Linked DNA regions of Homo sapiens: region 1 is linked to region 2. A link is a contact called in ENCODE Hi-C or POLR2A ChIA-PET data. All regions are on one chromosome and are shown on one strand. Each heading gives the region's core, a stretch centred on a gene start or an enhancer-like site at or near the end of the contact. The rest is flanking DNA. Distances are from core to core; before and after follow the strand shown.

The links. A loop is a pair of places that touch in the nucleus more often than their neighbours do. ChIA-PET counts read pairs that join two places held with the same protein, here RNA polymerase II (POLR2A). Pooled maps may share reads with other maps.
Region 1: a loop to region 2 is called in a map of mammary epithelial cell, with 7 times the contacts of the local background. The contact joins two enhancer-like sites. A Hi-C loop is called at or near these places in 12 of 168 maps with a recorded cell type or tissue (CD8-positive, alpha-beta T cell, Caco-2, Calu3 and 9 more) and 5 of 50 pooled maps. POLR2A ChIA-PET finds 5 or more read pairs at or near these places in 5 of 52 experiments (A549, GM12878, PC-9 and 2 more).

Annotation. Positions count from the first base shown.
Region 1 is chr16:81,580,473-81,586,383 of GRCh38, forward strand. All of the region lies in intron 1 of CMIP (c-Maf inducing protein), which reads left to right. Among named protein-coding and RNA genes, the nearest start is that of MIR6504, 28 kb to the right of the region's middle. RefSeq lists an enhancer at 1,708-2,525. Within about 2 kb of position 3,584, at least 16 of the 41 ENCODE cell types and tissues checked have a DNase peak (open chromatin) inside an H3K27ac peak, as active enhancers do; they include HCT116, PC-3, Panc1 and 1 more, where a contact is called at or near this core.
Region 2 is chr16:81,405,670-81,411,183 of GRCh38, forward strand. No RefSeq gene overlaps it. Among named protein-coding and RNA genes, the nearest start is that of MIR4720, 23 kb to the left of the region's middle. Within about 2 kb of position 1,587, at least 7 of the 41 ENCODE cell types and tissues checked have a DNase peak (open chromatin) inside an H3K27ac peak, as active enhancers do; they include HCT116, PC-3, Panc1 and 1 more, where a contact is called at or near this core.

The DNA of each region.
Region 1 (5,911 bases), core at 2,334-4,833, 180 kb after region 2:
ACCCAGGCTGGAGTGCAGTGGCGTGATCTCGGCTCACTGCAACCTCTGCATCCTGGGTTCAAGCAATTCTTGTGCCTCAGCCTCCCAAGTAGCTGGGACTATATAGATGCCTGCCACCACACCCAGCTAATTTTTGCATTTTTAGTAGAGACAGGGTTTTGCCATGTTGGCCAGGCTGGTCTCGAACTCCTGACCTCAAGTGATCCACCCGTCTTCGCCTCCCAAACTGCTGGGATTACAGGCGTGAGCCACTGCTCCTGGTTGCAGTGAGCCGAAATCATGCCACTGCACTCCAGCCTGGGCAACAGAGCGAGACTCTGTCTCAAAAACAAACAAACAAGAGCATAGTTCAGCGGCCTTTAGCAAATTCGCGATGTTGTGTAACTGCCACTTCTATCTAATTCCGAAACCTCTTCTCCACCCCAGCACGAAATCTCGTGCCCATTAGCAGTCATTCCCCATTCCCCTCTCTTCCAGCCCCCTGACAGCCATCAATTTCTGTCTTTTTGGGCTTTCCTCTTCTGGACTTTTCATAGCAGTACAATCACACAGTACATGGTCTTTTTCCACTGGCTTCTTTCCCTCAGCGTCATGTTGTCAGGGTTCTTCCGTGTTGCAGCATGTGTCAGCACTGCCTTCCTTTTGATGGCAGAATGATACTCCATTGTCTGTATGTATCATTTTTCTTTCTTATCCATTCATCTGTTGATGGACGTTTGTGTTGTTTTCACCTTTTTGGCTGTCGTGAATAAGCGGCCGTGAGCATTCTTGTACAAGTGTAGTCATGCATTGTTTCACGATGGGGATACGTTCCGGGAAGCGCGTAGTTAGGTGATTTAGTCACTGAGCGAACATCCTGGAGTGTGCTCACAGAAGCCTCGATGGTGTAGCCTGCCTCACACCTGGGCTGTGAGGTGCGGCTTATTGTTCCTAGGCCACAAACCTGTACAACAGGTTACTCTACTGAATACTGGTGGCAGTTGTAACATAGTGGTAAGTATTTGTGTGTCTAAGCATATCTAAACATAGAAAAGGCACAGTAAAAATATGGAATCATAATCTTATGGAACCGCAGTCATAAATGTGGTCCATCGTGACCAGAACGTTGTTATGCAGTGCTTGGCTGTATTTGTTTGAGTCCATGTTTTCAGTTCTTTGGGGTATTCACCTAGAAGGGGAATAGCCGAGCTTGGCATTTTAGGAATAGTGCTATCCTTATTCCTCACCATAACACCCTGAGGTTGCTACAGAGGGAAAACCGAGGCACAGGGCAAGGGAACCACTTCCTCACGCAGACAGCTCTGGGGTGGCAGAGCTGGGGTTGGGACCCAGGGAGCCTGATCCCCAGAACCCTTTAGTCCCTGCTCTTTTCCTTCTCTGCAGAGGGGCCTTGTATTAATCAGTTCTTACCTTGCTCTAAAGAAATACCTGAGACTGGGTAATTTTAAGAAAGGAGGTTTAATGGGCTCACGGTTCTGCAGGCTGTGCAGAAAGCATGGCAGCATCAGCTTCTGGGGAGGCCTCAGGTGGAAGGCAAAGGAGGAGCCAGCACATCACATGGCTTGAGCAGGACGAAGAGAGCTGGCGGGGAGAGGTGCCACACACTTTAAACCACCAGATCTCATGAGAACTCACTATCACGCCAACAATACCAAGAGGGATGGTATTAAATCCTGAGAAACTGCCCCCATGATCCAATCACCTCCCACAGGCCCCTTCTCCAACATTGGGGATTATAATTGAACATGAGTCTGGGGTGGGGACACAGACCCAAACCATGTCAAGCCTCTTCCCCAAATGTTCAGCCCAGTGCCTCCAGGAACCCCTCCTTGGAATATTTTTTTTGCCAACTTGCCAGGGTGTCCCCAGTCTCCTTGAGCGTGACAGGGCCAAGGCAGTGCTTCTGAAAGCCACTTATCAGACTGAGCTTGAGAAGGGATGTGTGGGGACTGGGAAGGGTCCTCAAAGGCCTCCCCTAAAGGGTAGCAAGTGGTTTTTCATTGCTCCCTGGAGTCCAGTGGGCTGGGTTTTCAGTTGTAAGGACCTCTGAGCTTTGAGTCATCTGTGCACCTTGTTGATGGTAAACGGAGGAACACCCTGCTTATTCAGAGACCACTTTCCAGCAAACACTCCGAACCCAGCCCAGAATCCAGGTAGAGAAGTGTACCAAAGTCACGGTGGCTGCCACACTCTAACTCTTTGGTTGCATTCCCAGCAGGGCCTCGCTCCCATGCAGGGCACAGTCCTGACTAGTGTATTGCTTGGGTTTCCAAGACCATGAAACTAAAAGCAGCAAATCAGGATGAAGCAAGAGGGAACGCTTTCATGAACGGCGAGCGGAATGCCCAACAGCACAAAGTCGGCGGGGGTAAAACGAAAATGACAGAAAGAAAATGAAGATAAAGAGTGCACGGCAGTTGGGGGACACCATTCGGGGGCCAGCAGCTCTCCACTGCTTCAGGAGCTCCTGACGGTGGCAGTGTGGGGTAGCAGATGCTCCAAGGGACAATTGCATCAGCAAGAAAGGGCAAAGGCTACTCCCTGCCATCTGCTTAAAGCGAGGAAAGAAGGAGTGTTTCTATCTAAAATTATTTAAATTTCTCTAAAGGGCCTTGGCACTCAGAGGGTAAGCTCTGGCTGGCATTGCCTCTGACCTTGGCCGTCTGATCAGGCAGTGAAAGAAGGAATTGTTCCTGGGGTTGCAAGGGAGTTGCTGCCAACATCTGGCCTGCCTGGCCCCTTTGTCTCCCTATTGACGGCGACAGCATTGGGCAAGTCCTGGGCCTCATGTCTGTGCGAATGTCCCCACCCTGTCACCGGCACTTCCCCCCGGGGTCGGGGCTCCGGGCCTCTCATACAGCTGTGGGCCTGATGGTAGAAAAGGAGGCTCTGTTCTTTAACCCTGAATGGGATCGGCCACTGATCTATTCTTGTCACTTGTTGAGCAACTGTTCTAGGCTAAATCTGAATTCTTTCTCAGTTAGTGCCCGAATTTGCTTTTTAAAAATAAGTCATTGGGAATACTTGACCCTGGGCAGAGAGCGGGACCAGCACTCAATGAAACTTGTCAATAGAGTTTCTCACGGCCGGGTCACAGACGTGGAGGGAGTGACTGAGTCCCAAGAGAAGACCCACTGTCTCACTGTGTTTCCTCTCACTGTCAGCCCCAACCGAGGCTTATTGGGGGTACTTTGTTTCTCCTTTGGACCTAAAGTCCTCTGTCTGTCGTTGCAGAGGCACTTCTAGATACCCCTTTCCCAAGTGGTTTCTGGGAAAGACGAGAGCATCTGAAAGCCTTATGGAGGCTACTGAATACAAGGCCAAGGGGGCTGGATTTTTCTCTGTAGGCAAATCAGGGATATTCAAAGTCACTGAGCAGAGGAACAACACATTTGAGTTGTGTTTTGGGAAGAAAACTCTGGCGACAGTGTTTTGGGTAGAGAGGGAATCGTTGGAAGCAGGAAATAAAGATTGGAAGCCTTTGGAATATTCCAGAAGAAAAATAAGAGGAGGCAGAGGTAGGATAGAGGGCAAGGGAAGGTGTGGAGGAATTGAAGGGCAAGAAGCAGCTGGCTCTGACCCTGGTGACTCACTAGATTCAAGGGCTGGGAGCGCCGAATCCAAGGGAGAAGTGGAGTTGGAGTGTGGCCGAGCAGTAGGCGTGGTTGCCACAAGCCAGGCCTGGGAAGACGGCCCCTAGCGCCCACCAGCACCAGGTGGTGGGTTCAGCTTGCATTGCCATCACTGGAGTGTAAGCCCCCTACTAGAAGGAAAACTCCTTGGAGGCAAGGAGCTCTTTCTGTTTTGTTGAACAATGTGTCCGTAACACCTAGAACATGCTGGAAGTACTTCGATGTCCTCCAGCAAGCACTCCGTAAATATTTGATGAATGAATAAACTGTGAGTCTGAAGCGTAGGAAGGAGACTCTTAATCCAGTTTTTAGGTTGTTTGTTTCAAGCTGAGTGTAAGGCCATGTTTGTATATGTGTTTTATGTGTGTATATATGTATGTAAGTGTAAAATCATCCTTCTTTTTGTCAGAATGACCCTGTTTTTACCTCGAGTGGTCAGAGTAGTCTGTGAGAATGGCTGAAACCATTGGTCTGTTAAGAGTGTGCCCGTGTAGATCAGCTGCAGTCCCACATAATGACAGGAGCCTTGGTTCATCCAACTAGGAAGACTGAAGCTCATGGAAATAAACATCAAACTAGCCCGGCGCCGTCCATCATCCGAATTATCAACACATCGTGAGATGCCAGGAAATGACTTTCTGTTCTTGAATTGGCCTCTGGAGGAATCCCCTGAGACCCTAGTACTTCATTCTCCCTCTGTCCAGTAAAGGAACGCTTCTGCAAGGAAGGGGTTCATGTGGCTGTGGATGAAGCCTGCTGGGCCTGGATGCCTCCATGAGTCAACTCCCCCAACTGTTCAGACCCCTGTGAAGGGAGAGCAGAGGCTTTGAAATGGCCATTTTAATATCACCCGTAAGTTTGGAAAATTCTTAGAATTCATTGCATTCGTGTGGAACTTCTTTTTCATTGAGGTGAAATTCACATAATGTAAAAACCACATGTAAATGTACAGTTCGGCCAGGCATGGTGGCTCACGCCTGTAATCCCAGCACTTTGGGAGGCTGAGGTGGGCAGATCACTTGAGTTCAGGTGTTTGAGACCAGCCTGGCCAATATGGCAAAACCCTGTCTCTACTAGAAATACAAAAATTAGCCAGGCATGGTGGTGGGCACCTGTAATCCCAGCTACTCAGGAGGCTGAGGCAGGAGAATTGTTTGAACTCAGGAGTTGAGGTTGCAGTGAGCCGAGATTGTGCCATTGTACTCCAGCCTGGGCAAAAGAGTAAGACTCTGTCTCAAAAAATAATAATAATAAATGTACCATTTGGTGGCATTTAGTACATTTATAATGTGCAATCACTACCACTTCTATCTAGTTCCACAATATTCTCATCACCTCAAAAGGAAACCCGTGCCCATCAGCAGTCAGCCCTGCTCCCCTCCTGCCAGGCCATGACAGCCGTCTGATTTCTGTCCTGTGGATTTGCCTATTCTGGACATTTCATATACGTGGATCAATTCCATTCTGAAACCCTTTGTATCAGGCTTCTTTGATTTAGGATCACATTTTCAAGGTTCATCCATGTCGTAGCGTGTGTCAGTACAAATTTAACGGCAGACACCGCATGGCACAGTACCTTTTGGCCAGTCCACTTCCCTGGACCTTAGAAATTCCTTTGCATCTGCTGGAGGATTGGGCTGGAGAAGAACCCCACCTGTCCTGACCCTGCAGCCCCAAATGCCCTTCCATGTCCCTGGCCCAGCAAAATCCTCCTCACTTCTCAAGATTCGGCTGTGAGCAGAGTTAGTGGCTGTCTTCCTCTTTACTGCTCTGTAAGAGTTGCTGCCCCTGTCGTAGCACCTGTCTCACCAGCACTGATCACCTCCCCCATTCTCCATGAGCTCCTGGAGCATGGTGCCCAGGGCGCTGCCGGGGAAGGCCTGTTAGTGAACGTGTGGTCCAGGGAACAAACGCATGGCATTCTCACAGCCGGACTCCATTGCTCCCTCTAGCTTCAGGGATTGGTCATGTTGTCATCTGTTTGTGCTCCTATCTTTTTTTTTTCCAGAAAGGATTTGGGGTGGGGGTGGGTCTAAACAGCTACTTGTAGAGACAGCCCCGCCCCACACCTACCTTCTGTCATCAGGACCCCACTTACCAGGCTCTTTCAGAGATGGGATTTTGGGCCCTATTGATGGGATAGTGAAATGGACAAAGCAACTTTACTACTATTTTGATAACACAGTTTACTGTAGTAGAGGCGTGATGCATCTCTTCTTGCATTGGAGGTGGTAATTTGTGGGTGCTATTATCATCGAAACAGCGATAGTAGAAAGAGA
Region 2 (5,514 bases), core at 337-2,836:
CTTATCAGAAAATGTCTTTTATCTGACATTTTCCTGCCCTCATCAATGGATGACGTTAGTCACATTCCTTGAAGGATGACTGGAGCTTACATGGACCCAGGTTCAAAGTCGTAGTCTCTTTGAAGAGCCTCAACTTTTCCAGCCTGACTCCGGGTTGGAACCTGCGTGCCTGAGGTTCCTCTCAGGATCAGCGTCTCCACCGTCAGACATTCTTATGAGAATACGGGTGGGTCAGCGCCGGGTAAAGGTGCTGGCTAAGTTTCCACCTTGTGGAGGTGGGATGACTTGCAATTCCCGTCTCCTGATTCATCCCCGGGTTACTGATTCATTTCCCTGGAATCTGGACTGCTTATGGCCATGCCCCCAGCTGCTGCTGGGCAAGCTGAGTGCTCCATTCAGCCCTGGTTCACACAACATATTCCTGGGCTCCTGATACAGGGCCTTGCGAGCGTTCAGACCCAATGCTTCTTGCATAAACACACACACATACAGATATATATATATATCTGTGTGTGTGTATATATATGTGTATGTGTGTGTGTGTATATATGTGCATATATATGTGTGTGTATACATATGTGTGTGTATAGATATGTGTATATATATGTGTGTGTGTGTATGTGTGTGTATATATATATATATCTCTTTTTTTTTTTTTTTGAGATGGAGTCTCACTCTGTCGCCCAGGCTGGAGTGCAGTGGTGTGATCTTGGCTCACTGCAAGCTCTGCCTCCCGGGTTCATGCCATTCTCCTGCCTCAGCCTCCTGAGTAGCTGGGACTACAGGCGCCCACCACCGTGCCTGTCTTTTTTTGTATTTTTAGTAGAGACAGGGTTTCACAGTGTTAGCCAGGATGGTCTCAATCTCCTGACCTCGTGATCCCCCCACCTCGGCTTTCCAAAGTGCTGGGATGACAGGTGTGAGCCACCGCGCCCAGCCAAAATATATATATATATAGATATATATATTATGTATATGGGTCATGTCCGGCCCCCATCCTGCCAAAATATAATATTTTTCCAAAATATATATAGAAAATATTGCTCTGTTACTGTCACCCAGGCTGCAGTGCAGTGGCACGATCACAGCTCTCGTTGTAACCTCAGACTGCGAGGCTCAAGTAATTGTCCTGCCTCAGCCTCCCAAGTAGCTGGGATTACAGGCACGTGACACCATACGCAGCTAATATTTGTATTTTTCACAGAGATGGGTCCTTGCTATGTTGCCCAGGCTGGTCTCAAACTCCTGGCCTCAAGCCATCCTCCCACCTTGGCCTCCCAAAGTGCTGGGATTATAGGCGTGAGCCACCGTACCTGGTCAAAACTAATATTTTGAATGTTTCTTTCTGTCTTGAAGTTGAATTCCCTGGTATATAATTTAGCTATACATGTGATTTCAGATACATCAATATCATGCCTATTTACAATATAAAGGAGGATTAAAAAGAAATTAATTTGACATAAAATTGTATGTGGGGACATTAGAACCCCCTCTACCCCAGAGACATAAAGAAGTAGTAAGCCACTTGCTCCTGCTCAGGAATCCCCAGGAAGGCTGCAGCCACAGCACAGATGGCCACAGGTGTGCCTGTGGGTGACTCAAACATCACAGGCTGGCAGGCTCTCAGTGACGTGATTTTCCAAAATGGTGAGCAACTCTTGGTTAACGTCCAAATGAAACAAAGAACAACCTTACCTCCATTTACGCTGTGGTTGTGCTCCTGGGAAATGCAGGGACAATGAAAACTGAGCAGGAAAAAACGGCCTTTTTATGTAAAGTGAAGTTAGATTCCAGACACAGATAATTTCAAGCAGGGTTTTCGCCTACGTGAATGTCCTGAGAGACGGCAGCCCATCCTGGGGGCCGAGGGCCCATTCTTGTCATCAGGGACTGTCTGTCTAGCTTTCCTGCCCACTGCCACCACCAAATGCCAGTGCTTCCCACACTCACACGTTATGGAGACAAATTTCCAACCCCAGTAGGGACAACCCTGTTTCCAGGAGAGCAACCTGGCTAGTGGGTCAGGTCCTGCCCCCACCCTGCCAGGTCTTCCTTCACATGTTCTTTTCTTTCTTTCTTTCTTTCTTTCTTTCTTTCTTTCTTTCTTTCTTTCTTTCATTCTTTTTTCTTTCTTTCTTCCTTCCTTCCTTCCTTTCTTTCTTTCCTACCTTCCTTCCTTCCTTTCTTCCTTCCCTCCCTCCCTCCCTCCCTCCTTCCTTCCTTCCTTCTCTCTCTCCCCTTCTCTCTTTCTCTCTCTCTCTTTTTCTTTCTTTCTTGAGTTTCACTCTGGTTGCTCAGGCTGGAGTGCATGGCACGATCTCAGCTCACTGTAACCTCTGCCTCCTGGGTTCAAGCAATTCTCATGCCTCAGCTTCCCCAGTAGCTGGGATTACAGGTGTGTGCCGCCACCCCTGGCTAATGTTTGTATTTTTAGTAGAGACGGGGTTTCACCACATTGGCCAGGCTGGTTTTGAACTCCTGACCTCAGCTGATCCATCCATCTCGGCCTCCCAAAGTGCTGGGATTACAGGCATGAGCCACCACACCCAGCCAATTTTTTGTATTTTTAGTAGAGACGGGGTTTCACCATGTTGCCCAGGCTGGTCTTGAACTCCTGAGCTCAGGTGATCCATCCGCCTCGGCCTCCCAGAGTGCTGGGATTACAGGCGTGAGCCATGGTGCCTGGACCCTTCCTCTCCTTTTCATCTAGGAGGCTTCTCTTTCTTCAAGTCTCCATGCATTATTCATTTTTCCAGAAAACCCACCCTGACTCCTGCAGGCTGGGGAAACATCCCTTCCTGCCACCACGGCCCTATTCACCCTACTTCCAGAACCCGAGAACCTGGTTACCCTGTGCATCTTTGTACTCACACCTACCCTGGGAAGCCAGGAGCCTTGACCCTTCACCATCAACCCCCACTTCAGCCTCAGTGCCTGGTATTCAGTAGGTGCTCAATAAATGTCGAATACATGAATCCTAGCAGTGGCTCCACTTCCCGTGCTGGGCTCACTCACAGGCATCCCAGAAAGTAGGACTATTCTTAGTCCCATTTTTCAGGTGGGGAAACTGAGGCTCAGAGAGGTCAGGTGACATGCCCAAGGTCACAGAGGGGACACAGATACCAATGTAGCACTTCAAATTCTCTAGAGAGTCTGCGACTGCCCCGCTCAACACCCCCAGCAACTTTCCTTAAAAGACTCAAACCCCACACCTTCCCCCAACACCACCACCGGCGTCTTCAATCATCCAGCCCTTTTGGATGTACAGCCCCCGGGCTTCTGCAGACCTGCTCCCTGATTCCTGAGCACAGCCGCCTCCCTGACTTTACCTCTCCTTCCCCCATTGTCTCTACCTTACCTGTCCTGCAAGGCCTATCTCAGTGCAACTCTTCCCCCACCATCGAAAACCGCTCTCCCCATCCCAGTCTCCTCTGTGAGCTGTGATGTTTGAACCTGTTTCCCAGCCTTTGACATCAGCATCTCCCAGGCGGGGCTCAGGCTTTCCTCACTCCTGACTGCCTCCCTAGGGCACCCAGCTTAGGGCCTGGCCTGTAGCCCACGATCACATGCCCAATCCCCCGACATTTGCTGAGCTCCGTGTGAGCCGAGCAACTACAGATGCATAGAAGGGAACAGAGCAGGTGCGTGCACAGATGCGTGTGGGCCACCCTCCTCTTCTGCACCTCGCCATTGCTGCCAAGGCTATGGGCACCTGGCACGGCTGGAGGCCAGAAGAGACTCCATGTCCAGTGGCCACCACCGAGCTGGCCCTGGTCCAGCTCACCCAGGACAGGATCTGGCTCTATTGACTTCAGCTCCTTTCTAGTCCCAAGCAGATCTGGAGTCACCCTGCATTGGTTGCCACAGACGAGGAACAAGAGGGGGTATTGGGAGAAGCAGGGGGCCCAGGCATCTCCTTCCTGGGTCACTCAATGTCTACAAGCCACACTTTAGCCTCTCTGAGCCTCAGTTTCCCACCTGTAAACTGAATGTTTGGAAGGAGATGATCTTCAAGGTCTTCTGGGATTTTGATACTTTAAGATTCATCCAACAACTGTGTTTTTGAGCACTTTTGTGCCTCAAAGGCGAGATGCCTTTGGGGATGATAGAAACCAGTCCAATCTCAGATTACAACCTCTCACTTCCTGTCCTCCATTTCCATTTAAGTTTTCTCCTTAGTATTTAGCAACACTTAATATACTTGTGATTTCATCTCTTCGATTTGATGTGTGTCTCTGTGAGCTCTAACCCAACACATAGAGCAGGGCTTGGCACATAGTAGGCTCTCAGTAAATATTTGTTGAGTGAATGAATAAAAAAAGAACTGTTTTTTGGATCAAATGAGCTCCATGACATCCGGTGTCTTTATCAAACCTCAACAAGATTCCGAGAACAATCACAATAAAAACAATCTCTTGGGCCAGGCACAGTGGCTCACACCTGTAATTCCAGCACTTTGGGAGGCCAAGACAGGAAGATTGTGTGAGCCCAGCAGTTCAAGAACAGCCTGAGCAACACAGTGAGACCCTGTCTTTACAAAAACAAACAAACAACAGCAACAAAATTAGCCAGTCGTGGTGGCACGCACCTGTAGTCCCAGCTACTCAGGAGACTAAGCCGGGAGGATCACTTGAACCACCGCACTCCAGCCTGGGCAACAGAGTGAGATCTCAACTCTTAAAGAACCAAACAAACAAGAATAATCCTTTGAGGCCGGGCATGGTGGCTCACGCCTGTAATTCCAGCACTTTGGGAGGCCAAGGCAGGTGGATCACTTGAGGTCAGGAGTTCGAAACCAGCATGGCCAACATGGTGAAACCCCGTCTCTACTAAAAATACAAAAATTAGCCGGGCGTGGTGGCGTGCACCTGTAATCCCAGCTACTCGGGAGGCTGAGGCAGAAGAATCACTTGAACCCAGGAGTCAGAAGTTGCCATTAGCCAAGATCACACCATTGCACTCCAGCCTGGGCAACAGAGCGAGACTGTCTCAAAAAAAATAAAAATAAAAATATTTTGGGAGTGGGTTGCAATTAATAAGACATTCCCATCACCTCTTTTGAGCTTCCGAGCACCTGCTCGAGGTTGTAGGCAGACCACAGTAGTGCTGCCTTTTAGAGGGGAGAGCATGCAGATGGTGAGTGGCTGGCTAGGGCTCTGCAGGTGGCCAGGAGGATGTTCACATTCTTCAGCTGCCACTATGCTGCCCTCCCAGCCACAGCCAGTAACTCCTTGGATATTCTATACCTCCTTTCCCCCATATTTCTTTGCCTATGCATGTGCGGTTCGCTTTGCCTAGAAAAGCCTTTCCTCTGCCCCTTCCTCTCTGCCGGGTCCATCCCTGTTCTTCCTTCCAGACCCAGCAGATTGTGGCACAGGCTGAAAGCAAACCAAGTTCAGGGTCAGTGCTGGTGCCTGTGGCAGGCGTGGAGGATGCAGGCTCCATCCCCACCCCCACCCCGGCAGGCAGGCGTGCGTGATCCCTGCCAAAATCCCAACTGCTGCTGGAAAGTTC